2 separate regions of the Homo sapiens genome follow, and region 1 is linked to region 2. The links are chromatin loops, found by intact Hi-C in ENCODE. Cell type or tissue: Calu3. All regions are shown on one strand. Links, peaks and the distances in the headings refer to the core of each region. The heading gives the core; the rest is flanking DNA.

What was found. Peaks named below come from ENCODE experiments on the same cell type or tissue, not always from the same donor. Only the 100,000 strongest peaks of a DNase experiment are listed, where the experiment ranks them.
Region 1: a loop joins it to region 2, with 4 times the contacts of the local background. A loop is called at or near these places in 2 of 110 quality-filtered maps.

The regions. Positions count from the first base shown.
Region 1 is chr15:62,819,806-62,823,279 of GRCh38, forward strand. It overlaps TLN2 (talin 2), which reads left to right. Exons shown (of 59, transcript NM_015059.3): 54 at 681-805. Among named protein-coding and RNA genes, the nearest start is that of MIR190A, 2.4 kb to the right of the region's middle. In Calu3, for the core only: no CTCF peak of the experiment used is centred there; a DNase peak (open chromatin) is centred at 2,066.
Region 2 is chr15:62,894,533-62,899,591 of GRCh38, forward strand. No RefSeq gene overlaps it. Among named protein-coding and RNA genes, the nearest start is that of MIR190A, 73 kb to the left of the region's middle. RefSeq lists an enhancer at 3,063-3,828. In Calu3, for the core only: no CTCF peak of the experiment used is centred there; DNase peaks (open chromatin) are centred at 1,399, 1,749, 2,149 and 2,659.

The DNA of each region.
Region 1 (3,474 bases), core at 851-3,350, 75 kb before region 2:
GAAGCAAGTCTTTTCTCTAGTCTTTGTATTAAGTGCTTCTACTTAAATGGTATCCTCCACCTAGAACCTACTCACTTTCCTTGGAGTCTCCCCATTTCTTTTTTGTCTGCATTTTCATTCATCAGGATATTTATTCTCCTTCAAATAGTACTTCATGTTTTGAAAATGATGCTACCTGAAAACATTGTTTGGACACCCTTTATGTTTACATAGAAGCAATCAACCCACCTGGGAAAGGTCTTCTCACCAATTTCCTTTACTTTGAATTAAGGTGAGGGGTCAGTCCTCCTGGGTTCCAGGGAGAAGAGAATGGCAAATTCCTGTGTGATGTACAGCATAGTGTAGTGTCTCCTGAGGATGCTTACTTAGATTCATGAGCTTTAAGTTCAAAGTCAGAGCAAAGCTCAAGCCTTGGTCCGTGAGATCATTTTTGAAGCTGCTTGGTGACTGCTCTGTGGAAGGGCCATACATGCAACTGATTTAGAAAACCAGGATTAGCACCCCCACCCCCCACCCCCATCCAGATGGCCTTTATGAGAGACGGAAGGAAGGTTCCTTAGGACAATGCAGGTCAGGCTCCTGGAGCCTTCATGCATGCAAATCCAGATAGTGTTTTTAATTAAGCCAGTGCCCTGAGGTCTGCAGCTATGAAGAATCACCTTCTTTTGGACTGATTCTAGGAACAGAGTGGGTGGATCCAGAAGACCCAACTGTCATTGCAGAAACAGAGTTACTGGGGGCTGCAGCATCCATCGAAGCTGCTGCTAAGAAGTTAGAGCAACTGAAGCCAAGAGCAAAACCAAAAGTAAGTGTTCATTTATGGTTGGCTGTCCGATGTCAGTGGGTTCTTCCAGTGGGTGGCTGTGAAATGGAGCTAGGAGTGCTGCAGGGAGCTTGGCTCCTTCCTTATGGTCAGACTAGCAAGCAGAAAACCGGATCTACCTGCCCGGCACTGCTTTAGAGTATGGGGGTAAAAAAATGGCTGATGAGTCTTTCAAGTTAACCACCCAGAAAAATTCCTCTGAGTATCCAAAGGAAGAATTGGGGCATTTGCAGTCTTGATTTAGTTCATTATCTAAAGCAGGTGTTGGATGCTTTCTGTCAGAAGTTGCTGTTACTGGAGAGGAGATTGTTAGCCTCCAATTTTCTGGTTTCTCTTTTGCTTTTTACAAAGAAATAGCACTGCTGGGAATCAGAGGGCAATGAGAACTTCAAAAGTGCACCCACTCCAGGCTTTGTCAGTATATGCTGGAGAGGATGGGTAGCTGGTATGTTTTTTCCTTCTGTGTTTGTCATGTAGATAAATGTTTAAAACTTAAGATTATAGGTATATGTGAAGAGAAATAGCCATTTAAAGGAAAGAGATACTTTTAGATTAGGCAGGAGGAAGGACACTTTCTAAATAAAAGGATGACAAGCTAGTGCTGTCTCCAGGGGCAAAGCCCCAATCCTGTTAAGCTAATACCTCCTACCCCACCTTCCATAGCTGTCTTCAGCAGGAAAATGGTAGAACCAGAGGCGGCCTGTTTTTCTTCCTATTCAAGTAAGTCCCTGGTGGTGCATGTAACTCATCTATTTCCAAGGACCCAGATATACTAGGAAATAATATTTGGCTTTTCCCCTCAAAAAAGGGCTGGATTCCACCAATTTAGGTATACCTAAAAATTTACCTATTTTTGTAAGACCAAGGGATGGAGTCTGGGCCCTGAAACAGAGCAGACCACTCAAAAGCAGTGCCTGGGCCAGTGTAGTGTATGAAATAAACACAGACTGAGTCTGTTCAGCTTGGGAACATTATTAAAACCTTCGAGTGCTTAGAACCAACCTCCTAATAGTCGCTCTGGACTTGGTAAAGGCACTTAAACGTTTTCTCATCAAGATGTAACTTAAGGATTTGGGCTTCTGATTGTGGGGTTTACCAGGGCTCTCTCTGCTGGACTCTACCTGGGAGTCTTGGGTTGCCTGATATTGTCAGAGTAAGAGCCAAGTGTGGGTGTTGGGACAACTCCATTTTCTGGTTACGCCTTTGTTTCTGCTTTGTCAGTCAAGTTAATCGTGAATGAAAAGTGTACTTTAAACTTAAGAGTCAACCATTAACTAAGATTTAGAGGTTTGGTGCATGATGTTTTTCCATTTCCTTGTCTGATTTATCACGATGGCCTTTCTTGGGGAGGGCTCTGTCCGCTAATGCCGAAGCCATGTCAGTTGACACATTCGTTCTCCTGGAGAATTAGCCTGGTGCTAATTTAACATTAACACTTCACCATATTCTAAGAGCTCCTGTTTCAATGTCTTTCCCTTTGTCCTTCCGCAGGGTCCTTCTGAGCTCTTGTCTGAGTCCTGGTTTCCCCGTGTCTGGTCGTTCACTTCACGACTCCAGATGGGAAAACAAAATTATTAAAGTTCCTACCCCATAGGATTATTGTTATAATAATTAAATAAGATAGTATAAGAACACTGCCTGACATACAGTGAGACTTGGTAGATAGTAACTATATCACCATTATTATCACCATCATCACTGAAAATGTGTGTCTGGGACTTACTCCCTAGGAAATGCCTGAAATAAAAATTATTCCACTGGCCCCTGAAGAAAGAAAACCAGGAAGCTCGCGTTGTTCAGCTGCCAAGCCTGTGCCAGGCAGTCTTCTGGGTACTTTATGGGAGTCACTCATCTGATCCTTGGAAAAAGTCCATTAGAATCAGAAGCACCAAGAGGCGAATTACCTTGCCAGGGTCCGACCACTGTCACTCAGCTGGGAGGGCTATGTATGGCCCTGGGTGGCAGTTTCAGTCCATACCAGCCCCTGTTTCCCACCCCATTGTCAGAGAAGGCTTGTCTAGTCCCACAAAGGCCATTTGTAGTTTATGTGTGCCCTTAGAGCTACTCCTCGAAGGAATATTATGCAGCTATAATATTATGCAGCTATGAAAAATAATGGTTGCTAGGACTGTGTAGCACGAAGAAAATGCTCATGGTATAACAGAAAGGATGCAGAATTATGTACTTATTATGATTACAACTCTAAAAACTCACAGATGAAGAAAATAAGTAGGGAATGTACAAGAATGATGATGGAATTGGGATGATGGAAGGGTCTGTGTTTTAACATTTTATAAAACAAAGGTTTAAAAAATAACAGCACCTTAAAAATTAATGACTGCTGAAGTAGGCCTGTGAGGACTCCCTACAGTACTCTAGGATCATATAGCCTTTGTGTTTACATTGAGGGTTTTTACAGGAAAGCCAAGGAGTCCTTCGGCCAAGGTCAAGGTTAACATAACTGATGATGTGAATCCTTTGTTTGAGGGTTCCTACCTTAGCTCACTCCCATCGTATTAGGAAGGGTGATGGGTACTTCTAGAATGCTTCACAATGGTCTGAAGTCTTTCTCTGCCTGATGGCCAGAGGTGGATATTATCTATGAAACTGTTTTGGAAAACCTGCAACCCAAACCATAGTTTTTGTGCCTA
Region 2 (5,059 bases), core at 1,264-3,763:
CAGCTGGGCATGTGGCTCATGCCTGTAAACCCAGCACTTTGGGATCCCAAGGCAGGTGGATCATGAGGTCAGGAATTCGAGACCAGCCGGGCCAACATGGTGAAATGCCGTCTCTACTAAAGATACAAAAAATCAGCTGGGCGTGGTGGAGTATGCCTGTAATCCCAGCTACTCAGGAGGCTGAGGTAGGAGAATCGCTTGAACCCGGGAGGCGGAGGTTGCAGTGAGCTGAGATGGCGCCATTGCACTCCAGCCTGGGTGACAGGGTAAGATTACATCTCAAAAAAAAAAAAAGGACACCAGTCATATTGGCTTAAGGGCCCACCCTATTCCAATATGACCTCATCTTAATTTTATTACATCTGCAATGACTCTTTTCAAATAAGGTCACATTGTGAGATACTGAGGGTTGAGACTTCAACGTATCTTTTGGAGCATGCAGTTTCACCCATAACAATATATATTTCATGTTTTGGTTAGCATTGAACTGGTATATCTTTTTCTAACTTTTTATTTCCAATTGTTATGGTTTTGCTTTAGGTGTATCTCTTATAAACTTTGTTCATTTGTTTTATCTAATCTGAGAATGTTTCATTTGAGAGGTAATCTGTTTACATTTATTATAATGACGTATAGTTTAACTGATTCCTGCCATATTTTGTTTTCTATTTCCCACCCTTTTGTTTTGCTTTGGTTTTTCTCCTTTCCAGCTGTCTTAGTCCCCCCAACACACACACACACACACACACACACACAAAGCAGACTCTGAAATAATGGCTTGTCTGCAGCTTGTTTATTTTAGGAAATGATTCAACGAATAGGAGTGGGGCGGGGGCTGGGAAGAATGAAAAAGGGATGAAGACAAAGCTGATCATCACCATAGGCAAATAGGGTCAATCCTATTAGGGACCCTAGAGGAGGGACATGGATGCATCTTGGTCTTGTCTTCAGAGACACTAATATTGCTTTTCAAATGTGGCTGTGTCATTTTACCTTACATTTCTCTATCACATATAGAGCAGAGAGTATTTGGAGCAGAGGGCGTACATTGCAGCATGAATTTACACCACTATCCTGGCATGTCTGCATGGCTGCCATTTAACTTCTCCATCATCCTATGAGGCACTTTATCATCCCTATTTTAGAAAGGAAGAAATTGAGGCTCAGAGAGGTAAAGTAAATTGCCTGAAGTCACACAGATAAAAAGTGACAGAGCCAGAACTCAAACTCTGTTTTATCTGATTCCACAGCCATTCCTTCCAACCTTAAGCTCTACCGCCTGTGTGGTGCTGGGTGTGAGTCGGAGCTAGCCTGGGTTTACCTGAGTTGCAGGGTCACCCCTCATCGCACCCTTGTCAGTCCTCAAATAGGGGTGCAACTGTTCCATGAAAGGGAACAAAGAGACTGAGCTACTAGACACCAAGCTGTTTAGGACTGAACCCATTCCTGTCCAAACGGAAGTGATCCAGAGGGACTCTGAATATTACAGAAGTCAAGAGATTTCATCATCTTTATTCAAAGAAAGGGGTTTGTTTGTTGATTTTTTGGATTTTTTTTTTGGACCACAGCTCTATCTACTCCCTGAAGAGTAAGGATTATTAAGTAAATCAGGTAATTATTGACTAAGAAGTGACTGGCCACTGCAATTGATAAATTAACCATGTCTGTTTTTCTTATGTAGCTCACTGGAAAAGAATGTGGGGGATTTCCTCTTCTTCTTCTCCAGAGGCCTTCCTGTCTTGAAGGCTAGGCTTCTCTTGCTCTGGGGGAAAGTTAAAGGCCTTTCTTTGATTTTCTAAGGGTCTGTAGACCTAACACTTACTGTTAGAGATTGCGAGGGCTGGGGAGGGGGCCAAGGGCTAGAGGTCATTCAAGGACTGGCAGGACCCTTGGGTGCCCAGCCTCTTACCCAGGACCCTGAGGTGCCAAGGCCTCTGGGGAGTGGCTGGGTGGGCAGTGTGCTTCTGGGGACTGGACACTTGCACTGTGGCCTTGAATTTGGAGGATGCCGTGAGCAGCAGCCTTTTACTGGTTTACCTGGGCATGGACAATGAGCCACTGGGCAGTGATCGTCACAGACCTGATGCCCTTCCCCCAAGTTTCAAGGATCCTGAGGCCTCAGAGTTCTGCATAGGAGGAGAGGAGGGGCCTTGAAAAGAGGCTGGGATTGAATTTTTCTGAGGTCCTAGTAGGTGTGGGGTCTAAGGACGATTTGATTTAGAAATTCATGAAATGTGTCATTTCTTGCCCCAAGCTTTGTGGAACAAGTAATACCAGTTACACTAGTGATGACCAAATCCTGCTGTAAATTGTTCTAACATATTGTATAAAACAGGCCTTACCACTTTTGTAATCCCTTGCAAATGGCTGATCGATAACCAACACAATATAATATTCCAAGCCCTTCTTTTGGTAGAAAAAATTTCCTCTAGCCTGGTAATTTAAATTCCAAATTACCTCCAGATGATGCTATTTAAATGCCCTGTGATTAAATCTGCACAAAGTGGAGTTTCTGTGGGAAACTTCGCTGCCTCCTAGGGCATCCTGCGGTGTTTTTTTAAAGGCCGGGGATCTAGAAAGGCTACTCAGGGCCTCGGAATCTTTGTCTACATGACTCAGCCTTGGGGCCCCGGGCCCTGGACACTTGCCCAGAGCTGAACATTCAGCTGGACGCGCCACAGAAGGAGCATGCGGGGAGCCAGGAAATATCTCCGGAATCTCACAATGCTTTCTCACCTACCCTTATTAGACCAAAGAGGCAGAGCCGCAGGGGTGGGGGCCGCGGGGCAGAGGGCAGCGCCTGCCGGGTGGGAGGGAACCTGTGTGTGCGCGCACACACTGTTCACGTCATAGTGTCTCCGTGTGTGTCTGCGTCTATGTATGTGTCTCTATGTGTCTGGGTATTTCTGTGTGTCTGTGTGTGCATCTCTGCATGTCTTTGCATATCTGTACATGTTTCTGTGTGCGTGGGTCTGTGTCTATGTGTGTATACATCTGTTCATATTTCTGTGTGTGTCTGTCTCTATGTGGCTGTGTCTCTGCATATCTTTGCATATCTGTACATGTTTTGGGGTGGGGGTCTGTATCTCTATGTGTCTGTGTGCCTACGTGTGTGTCTCTAAGTCTGTGTGGGTCGCTGTGTCTGTCTGTGGCTGGGAGCGGGGTCAGGAGTGCTTTTGGAGTCCCTGGTTTTCTAAGAATAGGAGGTTCACAGCAGGAGGGGGCTAACTCTTCAGTCCAGACCCCCCTCTGAGACCTGCAGACCACCTGCAGCCCCACCCAGTGTGGCCCCTGCCCCGCGTGTCTGTGGTCTGAGTGGCAGTCAGGAAAGAAAGCGAGGGCTGGGCGTGAACTTTGGTTAGGTTGAGATGCATGGGGAAGAAAGCAGAAGGGAGGGTGTGTGTGGGGAGCAGACCTGCACCCTCCCGAACAGCTGGGGAGGCCAAGGGGGGGGTAAGGCCCAAACCTCACTCCAAAGCTCCCAACATACAATCCAGCAGTTCCCAGTGGAAAACTTGCTGGGGTTTGCAAAGTACCCTCCTCCCCAAAACTGCATCTTTGAGCATGCACCCAGGCAAAGGCTCACACTTCTCTCTCTTCCCAACGCTGCTTTGGGAAACCCTCCTGCACCAGAGAATGTGGGACAGGGACACCCTTACTTTCGAATGCCAACTTTGGTTGGGCACTCCTCTGGACGCTTTCCATTGATCTCACTTAATGCACTTAACAGTGACCTAGGCTTTGTTATTCCTCTTTTACAAATAAGGAAACTGAGGTACAGGGAGGGGAAGCGGGTTGCTTAAGATAACAAGCTGATGAGTGTCAGAGCTGAGGCAGAACCCAGGTGTGCTGAATTCCGGAGTCATTTTCTTACCTGACAGCCCTCTACCTCTGGATGGCCCTCTCTTTACATTTAGAAGTGTGTGTGTGTGCGCGACACACACACACACACACACACACACACACACACCTTAGAGCCCTTTTATAAGACACTAGAGCCTAGACAGCAAGGGTGTCCACGTCATGGTAGTCTCCATTTACCATGTACATACAAAACCACAACAGAACTGTAGGTCTAGTGAAAGCCATTCTTTTACACCCTCCTCCTCTTTCCACAGATGGAAAAAGAATCGCAAATAAGCATAATGTGAAGAGCATGAGCTTTGGAATAAGCAAGCCTGGAATTACAATTTTCTTTTATTAGCTCTGTGGCTGTAATACTCAACTTTTGCAAGCTTCAGTTTCCTCGTCTGTGAAATGGAATAATAGCACTTACCTCATTGGCTGTTGTATGGATTAAATGAGACCATGACTATGGATGTATGGCATTTGGTACCCAATAACCCCTCAATAATCGGCAGCTATAATTATTCATAATAATAATGGTGGTAGCAACAAACCCAGCCCAAACATCTGAAGGACCGATCACTAAAAAGAAGATGAACTCAGTCCTACGTAGTAACAAGAATGTGACATCTATGTTGTTGCCAAAAGTCTGGAGGAGTTGCCAGGACCAGAGAGAAGGAGGTGGTGAGGCCGGCCTGGAAGAGGGAGGGGACAGATGTCAAGGACCCCAATCTTGAGGTGGAAAGTTCTGTGATTAACCCAGATGAATGTCTCTAACCTCCAACTCTTCTGTTCTCAGAGTTTTAATGGGGCACACCGTGTGCTGGGCATTGACATAGATGGGAAAAGCATGACCTAAAATAAGGGCTGGAAGCCAAGACTGGGAGGAAGGGCAAAGGGAGCAGGCAGCCTGGCACCAGGTACCAGTGAGGTGTCTGCTCTTTGTCCCCATCACCTGTCAGCTAAGGAATTCTGCATGTCATCAGTGCAATAAAATGTGATCGCCAGAGTGAAAACCTTGTAATAGACCAGCTGTGGCTTCTCTCAACACCAGTATGTCCAAGGAGGATGCATTTTTATTGCTTTTGTGGTCTTAACAAAAAAGATTCATGAGCATTGTATAAAAGGCATATTAAAACAATTCGGTAAAAGGATGAAAGAAAAATAGAGTGCTTGTAGATTTTTTTTCAGGACGCACACACCTATACCTGTA